Linked DNA regions of Homo sapiens: regions 1 and 3 are each linked to region 2. The links are chromatin loops, found by intact Hi-C in ENCODE. Cell type or tissue: MCF 10A. All regions are shown on one strand. Links, peaks and the distances in the headings refer to the core of each region. The heading gives the core; the rest is flanking DNA. Region 1 overlaps LOC112268119 (protein SPT2 homolog). Region 2 overlaps COG6 (component of oligomeric golgi complex 6). Region 3 has its middle 240 kb from the start of NHLRC3.

Region 1 (6,764 bases), core at 882-5,881, 65 kb after region 2:
TGATTTTCATTAAAATGTATCAAAGTATCAGACATCATGTCCATTGAGAAGTCTTTATTGGCCACCATTTTGTTCAAGATAGTAAGCTGATCAATACATCAAAATTAGGGTACTGTTTGATGTTTTTATTTCTATGAAAAACTTGGTCAGAATTTGTCTTTTCTTTGAAAATAAACTGTGGAAAACATAATAGATTGCATGTTGAATAATCATGTTTTTAAAAGAAGGTTCATATTAGTTTCATATAACAATTTATCTTAAAAGGGTAAGTCAGACATTTATTGTAAGTTTGACTGTGTTGGATTATTTCTTGCTAACTGATCCTAGAATAATAAAAGAGAAAACTTATTATTGATACAATAATAGCCACCATTTATTGAGCAGTTGCTACATGTCAGGCATGGCTTTAAGTATTTTACATATATTATCTTATTTAGTCTTTAGAATAACTCTATGGGCAGAGATTATTATCTCTACCTTGCCCATGAGCATATTGAGTTTTAGACACAGGCTAAGTGTATTAGTCCCTTTTCACACTGCTGATAAAGACATACCTGAGACTGGGCAATTTACAAAGAAAGAGGTTTAATTGGACTTATAGTTCCATGTGGCTGGGGAAGCCTCACAAACATGGCGGGAGACAAGGAGGAACAAGTCATGTCTTACATGAATGGCAGCAGGCAAAGAGAGAGCTTGTGCAGGTAAATTCTTGTTTTTAAAGCACCAGGTCTCATGAGACTCATTCACTATCACAAGAACAGCACAGGAAAGACCCACCCCCATAATTCAATCACCTCCCACCAGATTCTTCCTACAACGCATGGGAATTGTGGGAGTTACAAATCAAGATGAGATTTGGGTGGGGACACAGCCAAACCATATCACTAAGTAACTTACCTGAGATAAGAAAACCAGGGAGTGGCAATGCCCAAATCTGCCTCCTCTAAACTACACCTGGCCTTCCTCTCACAGGAGGTATTTCTATGGCTAAATCAAATTCAGATCAATCCTGTCTTGGTAGCAGCAAATCATTATGCTATTTCTGATGCTTCTACTTAAGTTTATTACATGTCAACACTTGAAGAAAATCTGAAAAAAGCACGTAGACAAAAAAATCTTTTCTTTTTAATATTAAACAGAAAAAAGCAATTGGAATTATGTTCATTGTACTATGTTATGTTTAGGGTCTTGACCTTAGCATGCTCCTGGCAAACCAATTGTCCCCTATAATTCATCTTAAAAGAGATTGTCAGACATTTACTGTAGATTTGAATGTATTGAACTGTTTTTAACTAAATAACTTCTAAGATGGCAGAATAGAAATTATGAAGAACCTGGGTAGGGAAATAAATGATTTAAAACTGATGGTTTGGATGAATTTAGTACATTTGGATGCCTGACATCAGATTGTTCATCGTTCTCCAGCACTGATTAGTACTGATTAGTGTAATGGAATTATTATTATGGCTTTAAAAAAATTAAAGAGTATTATTTTATCTAAGTAGTATATGAATAAGAAATGGGAGAAAAGTTAATCAGTGGCACAATGGTGCATTCATTCACCTATATCCCTGCTGTGGTTTGTTTAATCTTCAAAAAGTTTATCTCACGTAGCTAACATACTACAGCAAGAAATTTTCTGATACCAACCTGACTGGCTATTGGTAATTACTTTATCAGTCTCATTCCACAAACTTTATGTAAATCATTGCTATAGGCTGAATGTTTATAACCCTCACAACATTCAAACATTGAGACCTAACTCCCAATGTGACGGTATTCAGAGGCAGGGCCTTTGGGAGGTGGTCAGGTCATGAGGACAGAGCCCTCATAATGGGATTAGTGCCCTTATAAAAGAGATCCCAGAGAGCTCCCTCGCTCCTTCTGCCATGTGAGGACACCACAAGAGAAGACAGCTGTCTATGAACCAGGAAGCTGGCCCTCACCAGACCCTGAATCTGCCAGTGTCTTGATCTTGGACTTTCCAGCCTTTAGGACTGTAAGAAATATATTTCTGTGTTTAGAAGGCACCTGATTTATGGTATTCTGTTATATTGTGTTAAGTATTCTGTTACATATATTCATGGTATTCTGTTATGGTATTCTGCCGTTAAAAGTAATGGCAAAAACTGCAATTGCTTTTGCACCAACCTAACAGCAGCCCTAAGGAACTAAGACAACCATACAGCTTTGTTGGGAGCAGAGAACAGAAGGATGATCAGATTCCTCATTTTATACTGTTACTTGTCCAAAATCAAGCAACAATTTAACAGCTACATCAAACTCAGAAGTGGGTGTTCCTGACTTCTACCTTAGTGTTTAGATGTGGCATTGAGCTTCTTTTTGTGTCTCCCTCTTTTCTGTCTCTTTATATACAAAATTGCAAGTTAGGAGGCATCAATCAAACGCCGGATGTTTATTCTCGGTCTATTTAGCCAGACCCAAAGGCTTCTTTGAATCAAGGAAATCAGGCTTTTCCTCTCTTTGCTGCACCATAATTATTTGTTTTCTAAGTTATATCCAGGTTGAAATAAGACTTGCAATGTTTTCAGATCAAAAGCAGTGTAAGTAAAAACTTAAAACTGTGAAGTAAATACCTCTACATAATTTCTGATTGAGAATCATGACCATGAAAGAAATAATAGCCACATATACGAAAACAAAGGCAAAGGAAGAAATATAATTAAGCGACAGGGAGCTTATAGCAAAGATAGAACGTGGGCTTCTCCTGACTTAATGCCACTTTCAATATACCTATACTAAGCCAAGCCTGTGCCCATGTTAATGTGTTAAGAGTAGAGACATTTGAGATACTAATCAATTAACAGAAAAGTCAGACAAAATTAAGCTGAAATCTAACCTGTATCCCTACACCTAGAAGAGAAATTACTGAAGATTCAATCTCCTTTTTGCTGCATTTCTGCCACTAGGAGGCGCCTGGTATAAAGAAACAAGTACTTAACAGTCAGGAAAATTGCATTACAATCCAAGCACTGTCATTAATTCAAGCTCTACCAATTGCTAATATGAATAAAGGAACTGATTCATGTCATCTAAGGCAAATGATCATATATAATGGTGAATAATTTTATTAGATAAAGACACTGTTGAGAGTAAATAGGTTATAATAGACGTGATATTTGAGTCATAATTAGCATGTTGAAGATCCAGTCTCAGAATTTGAACTCAGGTTTCTGACTCCCCATGTAGTGTTCCTTCCGCTCCTGAAGGCAGTGCATTCTGATTATGATGGTCAGAAGCCCGTTCTGAGTCTTCTTGGAAAAGGTAGATCTCTCTGAAGGCAGCTGAGCAGTGTATTTTTATATGCTTTTCTTTAGACCAGGAGTTATGTGGGATTCTTATTTTAACATTTTGGCTCAACGTATCTCTTTAAGGCAATATAGAATTCATGCTAAATAGATGAAAATGTGTTGTTCTTAAAGAGGTTTCCTTTCTAATAATATACTTTAAATAAGATTACTTTATGTTTTTAAAAAGGAGACTGACATTTGAGCTAGTTAATTTTTTTAGAAAGGCACAAATCTAAACTCCCTTAGCAAGATAACTTTGTTCTTTAACTGGGGCAAGGGGTGGGGCTCAGAAAAACTCTTATAGTGCCTTTGGTCATGATCACCCCCAGAGGGTGAACAACAGGGAGACACAGGGTGAATGCTGAAATGCCAAACAATACAGAGAACAGAAGAAAGACTTACCTTTCCAAGCGCAGCCTAAGAGAGAGGTGCCAAGGGGCTCAGAAAAAGTTAGGGGTGCAGGAGAAGTCATTGAAGGAGGGAGAGGGACTGGCCTGGCTGTACAAATTGGCAGTAGGCAGAATTCCCTGAGGAGACAGCAGCCTGTGTGAAATCCCCCATGGCAGGGGTTCTAGGATTAGGAGGCCCAGTATTCCATTTTGGGTGAACTGCTATGAAGAACCAAACTGCAATCCCCCTCCCTTGTCATCCTGTAAGCCTTTAGGAAAACCGCTACCTGGTATGGTCTTACTTGGGAGATAAAGAAGTCTGTTACCACTTGGGATTTACTAGGATAACTCTAGGATGAGACAGATGTGAGACCCACAGCTCAGAGAGAGGAGACCAGGGTTTCTCCAAGGAATCTGCAGAAGTGCAGGGGCTTCACCGGATAGGGGTGTGAGCTACTGCAGAGTGTCAAGTTGACCCAAAGTTAGGCCTTTGCGACATGTTAGGCTCAAAGTCAAGGTAGCATATGAAATTTTAGTCTTCTCTCTCCCTCTCCTTCTATTCTTCCTTCCCTCTCTCCATCTCTGTCTCCTTTCCCTCTCTCTCCCTCCTCTCCAACTCTGCTGTCTAACTGCTGATATGGTTGATGTTGTATGCTGCTCTCAACTCTACTCTTATTGTATCTTCTGCTTCTTGTCACCTCACCCTTGCTCTTTAGCTTTTTGTCACACAGACATAGATCTTTCAAAGGCAAAAGTAGCCAAATATAATAGCATCTCTTTTCATCCAGTCATTCACTCTAACTGGCAAATCAACCAAGTACAGTGTTTAAGATGCAATCTTTGACAATTTAACTCAGTGCCAACTGCTAAAAATTAGTTCCTACTTTTCTTTTTTTTAAATTATTTTATTTTATTATCGTTTTTTAGGAGGAGTCTCACTCTATCACCCAGGTTGGAGTGCAGTGCAGTGGTGTGATCTTGGCTCACTGCAACCTCTGCCTTCTGGTTTCAAGCGATTCTCCTGCCTCAGCCTCCCGAGTAGCTGGGATTACAGGTGTGTACCACCACACCTGTGTAATTTTTTTTTTTTTTTTTTTTTTTTTTTAGTAGAGATGGAGTTTCACCATGTTGGCCAGGCTGGTCTTAGCTCCTGACCTCAAGTGATCCACCTGCCTCGCAGTTCCCTCTTTTCCACATGACTCCATAGTACAGCCCTGGTGTAGCCGGCATATTGGTCAATAAACAGTAATATTTCAGCAAATATTACACTTTTTTTTAATCTATATACCCATAATATTCATCTTTCTACATATTATGGAAAAATAAAAACACAAACCAAAAAACATAGTCATAATGTTGAAAAAAACAGAGATGATTTTTGACCCTGGAAGAAAAAAATAACTTAAAAGCAGCAGAAGCATGACCCTGATTCAGTATTAAACGTAATTATGTACTGCTTTAAAATGCAAACTGGGTCACGTAGCAAAAGTATATATATTACGTATTATGGACATTTTCAATTTTGATGGTTTAATATGAAGTATTTGCTATGTTAAATCTGATTTAACGCTTCACTTTTTTTCTTATAAATAAGTTATTAATTTAATATTTATATGCTACTTTAATTCATAAAAGAATAATACATAGAAACTCTATGGCACTTCATAGTCCAAAGTAATTTGCAAACTTTAAATGAATAATGCAGACAGCAACACTGGGAGCAGGTCACAGACGGTATCTACCTCATTTCCATGAAAGCTCCTGGGGAATTCAGTCATACAAATCACTATGTTTAGAAATTGTATGTAACTAGACAAATACAGTTTCTATGGGGTGGGGGGTGTCTTGCGTCTATCAAACACATGAAAGAAAGTTCATCGAAAATGAAATGGGCAACTCCGATTTAATAGGATGTTGAGATAGCTATGGTAAATATATGCATACAAATAGGAGAGTTAGCATTCTAAAAGCAATGCACTATCTCACTCATAGACTACTGGAGATGGAGTGCAGGAAATCTGAGAGATCACTTGTCCCCTGAGATTTTTCCCCCATGTATATAATGGACTCATTGCAGTAAAATGTCATAGCAATCAATGCCCCTTTAAATTAGTCTTGAGAAGGGATTTGTGAAGGGAAAGGGCAATTTAGAAATGAAGAGAAGTGTAATCCCAGCACTTTGGGAGGCTGAGGCGGGCAGATCACGAGGTCATGAGATCGAGACCATCCAGGCTAACACAGTGAAACTCCATCTCTACTAAAAATACAAAAAATTAGCCAGGCATGGTGGCGGGTGCCTGTAGTCCCAGTTACTCGGGAGGCTGATGCAGGAGAATGGTGTGAACCCCGGAGGCGGAACTTGCAGTGAGCCGAGATCGCGCCACTGCACTCCAGCCTGGGCGACAGAGTGAGACTCCGTCTCAAAAAAAGAAAAAAAAAAAAAAAAAAAGAAAAGAAAAAAGGAATGAAGGGAGGAAGGAAATGGCAGAATGGAGGAACTTACTATGATCTCCAACTATGTTTTTTTAAACCTTGTTCACTGCATCTGTACTGAAAACTGTGATGGTAGGTTTTCAGCTGGTGGAGCATTTCTTGGGATATCTCGCAGCATGTGTCGAGGAACAAATCATGTATTTTTTTATTGACAAAGAAATGATGAGCTCCACATCCAGGAGAAGTTAAGGAAAAAATCTCTCCTCCCTGCCCCTACTTAAAGCCTCTCTTTTGTTATCTACTGGTTCTCATTTGGACCTCCCACCTGTCTGCATCTCTCTCTTGCTGGTTTGTATTTAAGAGGAACCTTTTCGTATCAGGCTATTTTATAATGCTGAGAATTTCTGTCTCTCTGAATTGCTCAAAGTTGAGACTTTAAGAATAAACATTTTATAAGCCATTTTCATAGCTGTTCCTGTTTCTATTGCCACACTTTAAGGAGGGTCCATCTTCTGCAATACACACTGTGGACAATGAATGCCTCCCCAGCCACTGTTTGCTTGAGAAATTCTCCCTCAACACTGTTATGTTCTTTCCTGGTTCTGTTTCATGTCCCCACACTCTGTGCCTT
Region 2 (5,000 bases), core at 1-5,000:
ATAATAATAATAATAACCCTCATTTTCTAATTTCTACCAAGGGGAGAAAAAATGATATGTCAAATATTTCATATGTGCAAAGTTCCTCAAAACATGAGGGCAGTACATACTAATACATAATATCTCTATTAATTCTCTCACCTATTTACCTCTCTACACCCAAATGACTGGTTCCATTTTAGCCAAGCCAGTAAAAGTGATACCTACTCAGAGACACTCAGTGAGAACCCTTCCCCACCTCAAGAACCCTTCTTGCCCTCTGATCCCACAATGATGACGATAGGCTTAAGTTTACAGTTCTTCCCAGCGAGAAGACCAAAAGATTCCTTTCTGGAAAAATTGAATGTCTTCAAGGAAAAAAAAAGAAACGAAACTTTTTCTTGTTATTTAACATTTTGAGAGGTTATATAATTCTGTCAGCCAGTTTGGAAAAAATGGAATAGCTTAAAAAATTAATTAGATGAAAAAACAAGTGATTTCTAACCCAAGGAAAGACACAAAGTTATAAAAGAAAGAACATGCAATCACTGTAATGTCACTGTAATGAAAATGAAAAATGTGTGGGTAGGTACTATGGCTCAGACCTATAGTCCCAGCACTTTGGGAGGCCGAGGTAGGCACATCGCTTGAGCTCAGGAGTTTAAGACCAGCCTGGGCAACACAGTGAGATCCTATCTCTACTAAAAATTAAAATTAAAAAATCAGCCAGGAGTGGTGGTGCATGCCTGGATACCCTAGCTACCTGGGAGGCTGAGATGAGAGGATCACTTGAGCCTGGGAGGTTGAGGCTGCAGTGAGCTGTGTTCGTGCTACTGCACTCCAGCCAGGTTGACAGAGCGAGACCCTGTCTCAAAAAAAAAGGAAAAGAAAATAGAAAATGTGGTCTAACTGTACTATGATGTATGAAGGAGATAAAGAGAACATATGTGTGTACTATCTGTGTTGGGGGAGGAGACAGAGTGGGTAGAAGGCTAAATCCTCACATTTCACAATAGAGAATCAATAGAAAATAGTTAACATAGATAATCAAAGCATATTCTTTTTAACTATAGATCTAGAATATAGAATTTACAAAAGAAGCAATTAATAACATTGAAAATGGTTGACAAAAGACCTAGAGGTGAGGAAGAGTAAAATAGGTGACATAGATTTTCTTTTTATAACTTTGACTCTTTTTAAAAAGTACATGTATTACTTTGAAAAATATAATTAAAATACACATCTTAAATTTCCAAACATAAAAATATTCTCAGATGAAACTTTTTTTAATGGGAAAATAAAGCTTCAAAAAAGCAATTTCTCTCTAATATCTGTAACTACTAAACTTTAAATGATTATAACAGAAAGCCAGGATACCTCAGTAATGGGTCCTTCTCTTGTACCTCGGAGAAGACTCATTTCATCAGAAGTCAGTTGGAACTTGGATAAGAAGGCATCTGCAACTTGAGCTCTTATCTCTAATTTTTGGCTGTAATTTTCAAAACAAGCAATAAAAATCAAGCATCTTACACAGTTGCATAGCTTTAAAACAAATTCTATCTCAGACATAATAAATTTTTAAAACAAAGGTATGAAAAGTTCTCAATATTTTCAAAAGTCTTGTTTCTGCCTCAAATATTAGAATTTTATCAGACATGTAGGTGATAAAATTAGCTAATATTGTTCTATTTCAGATACTTGCACACAATAAATGGAGTTGATCATTACGCAAAAGAACAAATAAGTCCATGCATGGTCCCTGCATTACAAATTTGCAGCCACTTACAAGTACTTAAATAGTTCACCTTGCAGTTTGCTAGATGCTTTTATAAGAGAGAAATATGTTCCTGTTTTCAACCAATTTCTTTTCAGTCACTAAAACAATTCCTAAGCCTTTTAAGTTTTCACATGACGTACATATCAAAAATCAAATTTATTAGTTTATTTTATGTTATAGAAGAACTCCTTTATTAATTCTCCATAAATTGCTAGTCACTTATCCACTTTGGTCTTCCCCACTTTTTCTACAAAATATAGTAATAAAAACAACCTTTTAAATTATATGAGTGCAACCTATCTAAACTAGCTGACGGAAAAAGGCACACTCAAGGACCTATGGGACTGAGAAGAATCAATACCCACAGGCAAGTTAGGAACACAAACTACTTGAACAGAAACTCAACATTCCTGGTTTCTGTATCTCAGAACTGAAAATATATAAATAAAGTTATAAAAGTATTTCACTAGCAATATTCAGAGAATAGTAATATTCCACAATTAAACAAAATTCAAATAAGAATGAACAAAGATAAACATAAACACTATTTGTATAGATGGTACAATGCATCTGCCACCTCTGTTTTATTTGCACCTTTGGGATGGAGGTTTTAAATTCAAAGTTGAATGCTAATGCTCCTACTGAATAAAGAAATTTACAAGCAAAAATCCTCCAGGTGGCAGCAAAGATCTGTTTATTTCAAATGATAAATCACCTAATTGAATATACACAGATTTAAATGTCATGTTCTTAATCATCTTATTATTGATATCTAAAAGTTATCTTAATATTTATCTTATTTTTGCTTTGTTGCCTGTGCTTTTGAGGTCTTATTCAAAAAATTCTTGCCCAGTCCAATTTCATGAAACAATTCTCCTATTTTTTTTCTGGTAGTTATACAACTTGGGGTCGTATAGTTTACTCTTTAATCCATTTAGAGTTTATTTTTATGTATGGTGAGAGATCATGGTTATCAGAGGTTGGGGAAGATAGTGGGGAGAAGGGGACAGGAAGAGATTGGTCAACGAGTACAAAGTTACAGTTAGGAAGAGTAAGTTCTACTGTTCTATTACAAACTAGGGTGACTACAGCAAATAACAATGCAGTGGTATTTCAAGATAGCGAAGAGTTTGAATATTGTCACCACAAAGAAATGATAAATGTTTAAAGTGATAGATATGGTAATTACCTTGAAACATTACATTGTACCCCATAAATATATATAATCATTATATGTCAATTATAAATTAAAAATGAATTTTTAAAAGCTTAAAGAGTTACCTTAACAGGTTTTGTTTTATATTTTTAAAAGTTCCAGTCATTATCATTAAGAATTTAAAGTAATTATAAAATTTCATCAAATTCCTTGAGACTATGCAAATTAACCATGTGAAATAAAATGTTTTTGGGAGCTTTTTTGGATCTATCTTTAGAATCAATTTATTAGGCACAAAGGAAAATTTGTCTCTTTAGTTTATAGTTTCATTTTGTTGTAACCAAAACAAATGCTACCCACCTTGATCATACCCCTTAATCATTACAATTCATTCCAAATAATGTGGATCTAAAAATCAATCATGAGATAAAGACAGAAACACAGGCTCTATATATAGCTACAAAAGAGATGGTGCAAAAATATTTTTATAATGGGCACAGTACTAAAACAAGAGTTTAATATATCAAGATGGTAACTTTAAAAGTAGTGACAATAAATTCTAATATATTTTTTATTATCATATTACTCTAGTTTTACCACATGTATTCTTTCCAGGTAAATTTTCACAACCATTCTGACAGGAAGTTATTGTTAGATGGTCCAGTGATTTGGTTTGGGAATATTCACTCATTCAAATAACATTATTGGAGACTCACAATGTATAAGGCCTATGCCAGAGACGAGTGTGATAAAAGGCACTTATGACACAGACCTTGTCCTTACTTTACATCAACATATGGAACTTTTAGAGGGCTTTCAATGTCTAAGTAAAAAGTATAGGAGATAAATATTAACATAACATATAAATTATAACTTCTAGCGTATTTAAGATTATGTTTGTGCAATCACTGTATATTATATAAATAAATAATAATATGTGAAATATACACTATGGAAAAATACATAATAGATCAAACTGAGGTAGATCTATATGTACTAACAAAATGATCCATAAGGCATTTTATAGGTATAAAAAGTTGCGAGAAAGTATGTATAGGAATCCCCACTTATTTTTAAGAAGTAATTACAATGGTCCCCCCTTATCCTCGGGGGATATAGTCCAAGACCCTCCAGTGGATGCCTGAAACTGCTGACGGTACCAAATCCTACACGTACTGTTTTTCAATCTGATAACTGAGACGGCTACTAAGTGACTACTGAGTGGTGGTGTATATAGCATCACACATTAGAAAAAGGGATGACTGATGTCCCACCAAAGTGGGAGCCAACCACTTGAGATTTCATCATGCTACTCAAAATGGTACATAATTTAAAGCTTACAAATTGCTTATTTCTGAAATTCTCCATTTATTACTTTCAGACTGCAGTTGACCATAAGTAATGGAAACCACACAAAGCAAAACCATAGACAAGGTTGGGAATTACTGTATATAAACACATGTACATCAATTTTCAGTATGTCCAGTCGTATACTGCCTAAGTATTTAAAATAAACGGACTACTTAATTTTCATGATTCCTTCAAATCAGCCCAGAACATGATTTATGAATCCTGTGGTACTTTTCTTTTTCTTGAAAACTTATCTCTGTCGTATCTTAATTCTACCTCTAGGTTCACCTACACCAAATAATTTCGAAATAATTTTTTAAATGGACATAAGATATAAACCAAAACAAAAAAAGTAAAGAAATATAAATGGCAAAACAAAATGAGAAACATGTCGATTCATCACTATTCGATGATATGTAAATTAAATGGTGTGATACCGGGGCCTGTCGTGGGGTAGGGGGAGGGGGGAGGGATAGCATTTGGAGATATACCTAATGTAAATGACGAGTTAATGGGTGCAGCACACCAACATGGCACGTGTATACATATGTAACAAACCTGCACGTTGTACACATGTACCCTAGAACTTAAAGTATAATTTAAAAAAAATTAAAAATAAAAATAAAAAATAAAATGGTGTGATAATATTTTTCATCTACATTGGCAAAGTTTTTAAAGATGATATCTAATGCTGATAAGGGTTTAATAAAATAGACAGAATGGAAGTAGAAATTGTGA
Region 3 (6,764 bases), core at 900-5,899, 400 kb after region 2:
TACCAATTGGAAACAGATTGGCATTAACTAATAAGACTGAAAAATCATGCTATGATCTAGGAAATCCACTCTAAGTACATACCTGAAGAATATCATGCAAATATGCACTAAAATACCTGTAGCGTTATTTCAAAACTGAAAACCATATATGTCAACATGATATATAAATTATGATACATCTATAAAATTTATATAAAATGTACACAAGTAAACTATTGCTGCAAACATCAACATGGATGAATTTTACACATATGTTGCTAAGTTAAAAAGACAAGACACAAAGTCACATATGCAGTATGATCTCACGAGTTCAGAAACATGCAAAACTAAAATCTTACTTTATCAATGTCATTTGCACATGGTAAAACTATAAAAAAAGAGATGTTATTGTCACAAAATTTAGAAGAGTGGTTACATTTTACGGAGTGGGGCAGGTAGTGAGTATAATTTGCAAGGCTATAGGGACTTAGGTTTATGGGGATAGTGCCCAAGTTCTTTCTCATGACCTCCATGGTTTTTCATGAACTTTTACCTTACGTGTATTTGTTAATTTAAAATACATGCTATATCTATCTTTCCATCTATATGTAATATTTTAAAGTAAGAAAATGCTATAATACTTTCTGAAGAATGTATGTATTATTGAGAGTTACTTTTCCATAATAATTATTTTTATTATGAAATCATGTTTTTATTCCTGAAGTCAATTGTCACAATATCTTCGTCATAGAGCATTCAGCATATTCAGACCTTACTCATATGAAATCATTTATTAGGATCTATCTATTCATTTGATTCTGATATTGAAAAAAACAGATCAAAGGTTATAAACCCAAATAGTTCTCAGAGTCCAAGAACTAACACAAATGAGTTAAGAGGGCCTGTTACAGGACAAGACCGCTAAGCTTTTATGGCAAACGTATTTAATAACTACTTAAAATATTGCAGAGTCAGTGAAACACCCAAATAAAACATACTCTTGAGCCAAATAGAAGAGAGGCAAATATTTTTGATCCTTTCAAAGAATGTGGCATCTGCCAGGCTATTTTGCATAATCCAGTTTAATTCTGGGTTCTCTATTTGTTGTATAGTTGTCATCATATATTTACATTTCTGAAAATGTAGCTTTATTCACTCAAAAATTTACCAGAAACTTTATTTAAGCTATCACGATCTTTCCTTATGTTCCCCGCAAAAATGAAGAAAAGAGGTAGTACAGACTGATAAAAAAAAAATGCCCAAACCAGATTGTAGAGAGTTAACTCAATAAATGCCCATCAGGTTTGTCATTGCTCAGAATGTCCCCTAAAGTTCTATGACTCGGATTGGTCCTATTAAGTCTGAACTTTCTCAATTACATCTATCCAATCTAACTTACGATTTACAAGACAAAAGGAGTTTTCTGGATGTTGCGCTAACTGCTCACACTCTTTGTTCATTTCTACCACAGAAAGTAGTCTTTTCTAGGTTGTATTTACTGGACCAATGTGGACAAATGATCATATGGCTGACCCAAAATAGGCCCAAAGCACAGGCTGCCTTTTACAGCACTATCAAGCTGATCAACTGTGAAGGCACCCTTAGCAGAGACATTTGCTATTGACATTTTAATTTTTTTATCTCATGTAACTGCTGAAGTACAGTTACTAGAAACTAGTGTGATTTAAGGAGAGTTTCTTGCTCTACAAAAGTTATTTGGACAAAAGTACATAACATTGGGTACGTGGGGCTGCCACAATCCAAAGATGCTATTTTGTTCCAGAAGCATGACTTATCACTTTGGTGGGGTGCTATCCCGGAATAGCTCTGAAGCTTTAAAAACTCGCTCTGAATGCCTATTTAAAAAAACATCTTTTATTTTATGTCTTCTTTTTTATTTTAAAACTTCTGTCTAACACAACAAATCAGTACTACAGAAGTGGCCCTACAGTTTACCCCAGCAATTTATTCATATTTGATGTAATTTTAAAATCTTCTTTTTAAAAGATATGTCTTGCCCTTCTCTCCAAATTAGGAGAGGCCACATCTTCTCTTCCATGGTTTGTAAGGACCGTATTCTAAAGGGGGAGAACAGAAGGATAACACATAGGCAGGAAAACAAATCTTTGTTTCTCTAGCTTTTCTCTTTTTTTGCCAATATGACTGTCTTTTGGCAGGCTGCTGGCCAGCTTCTAGAGCCACTAGGTCATTGCTTCTCCCTTGATTTGACCTTGTCTAGAGCCATCATACTAATCCAAAATTGCTTCCTTTCATTGTGCAACCTTGGCTTGAACTACACTCACCTTAAAACACTGCTGTCCACATTAGGAGCATTTAATTAATATCCGTGTACCTGATGCAATTGGTGCCTAGGGATTCTATTCACAGGCTGTTGTGGGTGCTGCTGCTAATCCATAAGTCAGCTGTCTCTGGAGGACTTCCCCTGGATGTTGCAGCCTTCCTGTTAGGCGGTGCTTGGATGGTGTGCTCTCCCCAGTATCACTCCTGGGTGGCCAAAAACCAATGACTGTCTGGGGTCGGGGGATAAAAAAGACCCACTCAAACCACTAGTAGGATGAACTCTGAAGTGCAATTTAAACTCTACTTGTCCACCATTAGATTGAGATAAGCATAGATTCCATCTGAACTCACTGTCTTGCCCCTTCCCCATTCTGCTTCTCTCCCTCCCCTGCAGTTTTCTCCTGAGAGCACTGTCAAGGACTGTGAACAGGGGTAGGTTGCCCTAGTTGCAAGCTAAGTTAGCCTGCCACAGTTTTATCAATGCTGGAAGAAGACAGGAGACTCCTGTGTCAGAAACAAAGAACAATTTTGTACACATAGCAATAGCAGTAGCCAGAGTATCATTATTTTGGCATAGGTTCCCCAAGCCCTTATTTTCAAACAGGGCCAGATGACAACTGCACGTGCAGTTCCATTACAAACACTCTGAGCTTCAGGATTCTGAATCTTTTATAACAGGAAGTAAGCAAACCAGCACTTTGTTGTGAAAGGATTTACTCTCTTTGTCTTCCAAAGCTGTTCACTATACAAACACTTCGTAAAAGATAGTCCAGAGCATTGGTAACCAATGCCTCTGCTCCCAGGACATGGAGAAACATGAGAGACCCATAGAGAACTGTCACTCAGCAATTCTCTCATTTCTACAACCTCCTGGTTTCTGGAAGAATTTCCCAGTATGTATACCAAAGTTCTAACAAGTCAACTGATTTCTTCCCTTAGTGGTTGTGAATTTTTCTCCTTTCACACTTTAGTGTAGGGGTGCATCTTTATAACTGTTTTCTGTAGAGTGCTGGAAATTTCTGCTGCCCATTTTTATACTAGTTGTGACAGTGGGGTGGACTTGAGGCTGACGGCTAAATTGCTAAGGAAGTCTCACCACGCAGAGGAAAATTAGCAACAACAAAGGCGCCACCTGGCAGCTGTCTTTTAACCTACTTCCCAGGATTCGACCTGCAACCACCTTCCTCATTTTCATTACCAGGTATTAAATTGAGGACTACTCTTTGCCTGGCTGACCATACAACTTGGTCAGGATATTCACTACAGATTCCCCTGAATGTATTTCACATTCTCTTAATTGGTTCAAGAAGCCTTCATTCTTCCCCTTTCAGAAATCATGTCTTTAGCAGAACCCCATCCTTATTGCTAAAGCGGTCAGGACTTTAAAGGTCTGAGATTGGTTTTTACTTGCAAGCTAATAAGTTAACCTGCCACAGTTTCATGGATGCTAGAAGAAGAAAGGAGACTCTTGTGTCAGAGACAAAGAACAGTTTATGGCAAGTGGCATTATCCACAGGGTGATGCAAAGAGAGCCGGATGACACTTGGATACACGGTAGGTTGCATTACAGAAGAGAAAACTTGAGTTTAGGGAACCTCAATCTTTTATATTGAGAACTAAGCAAACTTGCCTAACCTTTGTCTTGGAAGAAAATGTTATCTTTACTATACTAAACAATAAACACACCTACCTTTTGTTATGGATGAAGACAGTGTCTCTAGCTTCCATGGCTCTGCTATATAAATACGTTGAAAAAACAATTAAGAATAAATGCAGCCAGTGTCTCTATTTATAACATACACAGAAATAGGAGAGACCAGTGAAAAAGTATCCCCCCATAAGCATTCCTTTAATAAATCAATTTCATATGAACTTTGTCTTCAGCTTTGGTTTTTTGGAACTCAAGACAGGGAAAATAAAAATGAGGAGTTGGAAGGCCAAGTTTGAAAACCACAATAATAATGATTATTATTGGATTATATTATATAATTTTGTACATTATTATTTAAAGTTGAATAACAATGAGAAGGCATTTTTGTGGCCACATGCGTTTGGCTCTCTTTCCTAGTACTGTAGTTAATAAATTCTAATGATTAAGAGAAGATGGGTGTTTGCCAAGGGAACAATGTCAGTAGAAACATTTCCATATGGGAGTGGGCAGATTGAATGTTTAATTCAGCTAGATTTGCAAACTACATCATTAGCACAAATTACCTTAAAGGCCTCCCTAGATATTTCTTTCTGGTCCAATTCACTGGGCTTTTTTCTTTCCTTCCTTTCCTTCTTTCCTCTCTCTTGCTTTCTTTCTTTTTCTCTCTCTTTTACATTTTTCCCTCCCTCCCTCCATCCCTCCCTCTCTTCTTCTCTTTCTTTTCTTTTCTCTTTACTTTTCTTTTCTCTCTCTCTTTCTTTCTTTTTCTTTCTTTCTTCTCTCTTTCTCTCTCTTTCCCTCCCTTCCTTCCTTCCTTCCTCCCTCCCTCCCTCCCTTCCTTCCCTCCCTCCTTCCTTCCTTTCCATCCTTTATTTCATCACTAAGGCTCACAGACTATTTCTTGGTTACAATATTATTATTTTTCTGTCAAAATAGCCTGCATAACTTGGAAAATGGAGAATTTTGAGTTCTATGATGTGTACAAGGAAATGAAGTACACATGAGTCTTCATAGATATATATGAAGGCCACAGAGATATGTATGTGTCTGCATGTTTAATACCAGTATACATTATACACGCACATTGAAAGTAAGTTCCATGTTCCATCTGGATTTTTAATGTAGACTTTCCACAGTTGAATGTAAGCAATTACTGTCTTAGAAGTTTAAATGAATCCCATCTGTCACAAGACTCTATTAATCAGTACCATGGCTATCATTGCCCCCTTGGCATCCAGTAAATAGAATGTGCAACATGGTCAGCACAGAAGATCATAATTGGTCATTAACTTTTTTATTTCACAGAAAAGTAAGTACATGCTACAAATCAGTAACTATCCAAATGGCTTAAAAATAACCACCTTTCCAAGACTTCAATGTAGGAACAGGAGAAAAAAAGAATAAAAATATTTGGGGACATAAGCCAGCAGCCTTCCATCTTTTCACATCAGTCTTATAAAAGAGATATTATTATCTATATAATACAGAATAGGGGAAGGGAGTCTCAGAAAAGTTAATTTCCTTGTCAAAGATCCCAACACCCAGGAAGTGGCAGAATGGAATGTAAACCTGGGTCTGACCCCCTCTCATTTTTCTTATCAACCAACCACATTGACTTAAGCTGGGAATAATTACTCCACCTCAACAGACTGAACCTGACTTCTGTATCTGTCCAAGAGATTTACCACCCTAAGCCAGGGCACTTAAAAAATGCCTTTGCCTCACCCAAGGCCCACTGAATTCCCCTTCTGGAGAAGGGAGATGGGCTGCCATCAATAAAAGTTCTGCGATTGATTCTAATGTGCTTTTAAGTTTGAGAACCTTCAGTCTTGCTCAACACACTCCTTTTCAGGGCCCGTTAGTTGTACCACACCACTTCAGACTCAAAATATATGATCCAGTTATCAGACACACCATCTCCCAAACCTTCCTTTTTTATCTCAGTTTCACCAACAGACTATCATTCTTTCGGGCTTCATCGAGCCTCCAAATTTTAAGGTTTTTTTTTCCTCCAGGACTTTTAAGAAGAAGCCTTTAAGCTGGGCTGGGTGGTACCCACCTGTAGTCCCAGCTATCCCTGAGGCTGAGGCTGAGGCGGGAGGATTTCTTGAGGCCAGGAGTTGGAGGCAGCAGTGTGCTATGATTGCCCCTGAGAAAAGCCACTGCACTCCAGCCTGGGCAAAACAGAGATCCCGTCTCTAAAAAAAAAAGTTCTTAATTTAAAAAACCCAAGAAGTCATTCTTAATTACTTGCATAGCTGTACTGAAGGGAAGGTAATTCTTTTCTTAGCACTTTAGTTTGTTTTGCAAGTGATTACTGCTTCTGGTGCTCTGCAAAGAAGAACTGATCTCTTCACTTCTGGGATGAGAACAGAAAAGGAGATAGGGCATTGATGATATACGTGTTGTTTCCATGACTGACATTCATTGACTCTGGAAAGAATTTTTTCTCTTTTTGACATTTTAATGACTTTCCAGCAAAAATTCTTTAAAACAATGCCTTGACATGAATATAATCCTAAGTTAAGTAGACTCAAAGAATACTTTATATGCCTGAACATAACGTAATCCTGATAAGATAATTTTCCCAAGGATAATTTTTTGACCAAGTTGAATATATGCATTTTTACAATGCTTGATGTGTTAATTTGTGGTACACATGTTAATTATAAATAAAATAATGTTTAATTAACATGTACAGCCATGCATTGCTTAGCAGTGGGGACATATTTGGAGAAATGTGTCATTAGGTGATTTTGATGTGGTGCAAACATTACAGAGTATACTTACACAAACCTAAATAGTATAGCCTGCTACACACCTAGGCTATATG

What was found. A loop is a pair of places that touch in the nucleus more often than their neighbours do. Peaks named below come from ENCODE experiments on the same cell type or tissue, not always from the same donor. Only the 100,000 strongest peaks of a DNase experiment are listed, where the experiment ranks them.
Region 1: a loop joins it to region 2, with 7 times the contacts of the local background. A loop is called at or near these places in 10 of 110 quality-filtered maps.
Region 3: a loop joins it to region 2, with 11 times the contacts of the local background. A loop is called at or near these places in 5 of 110 quality-filtered maps.

The regions. Positions count from the first base shown.
Region 1 is chr13:39,608,393-39,615,156 of GRCh38, reverse strand. LOC112268119 (protein SPT2 homolog) reads right to left here. Exons shown (of 4, transcript XM_035861111.2): 4 at 6,161-6,764. Among named protein-coding and RNA genes, the nearest start is that of LHFPL6, 8.6 kb to the right of the region's middle. In MCF 10A, for the core only: a CTCF peak has its summit at 2,930 (motif pointing right); a DNase peak (open chromatin) is centred at 2,946.
Region 2 is chr13:39,673,936-39,678,935 of GRCh38, reverse strand. COG6 (component of oligomeric golgi complex 6) reads right to left here. Exons shown (of 19, transcript NM_020751.3): 5 at 1,357-1,468. Among named protein-coding and RNA genes, the nearest start is that of MIR4305, 12 kb to the right of the region's middle. In MCF 10A, for the core only: no CTCF peak of the experiment used is centred there; a DNase peak (open chromatin) is centred at 2,425.
Region 3 is chr13:39,270,790-39,277,553 of GRCh38, reverse strand. No RefSeq gene overlaps it. Among named protein-coding and RNA genes, the nearest start is that of NHLRC3, 240 kb to the right of the region's middle. In MCF 10A, for the core only: a CTCF peak has its summit at 3,331; no DNase peak of the experiment used is centred there.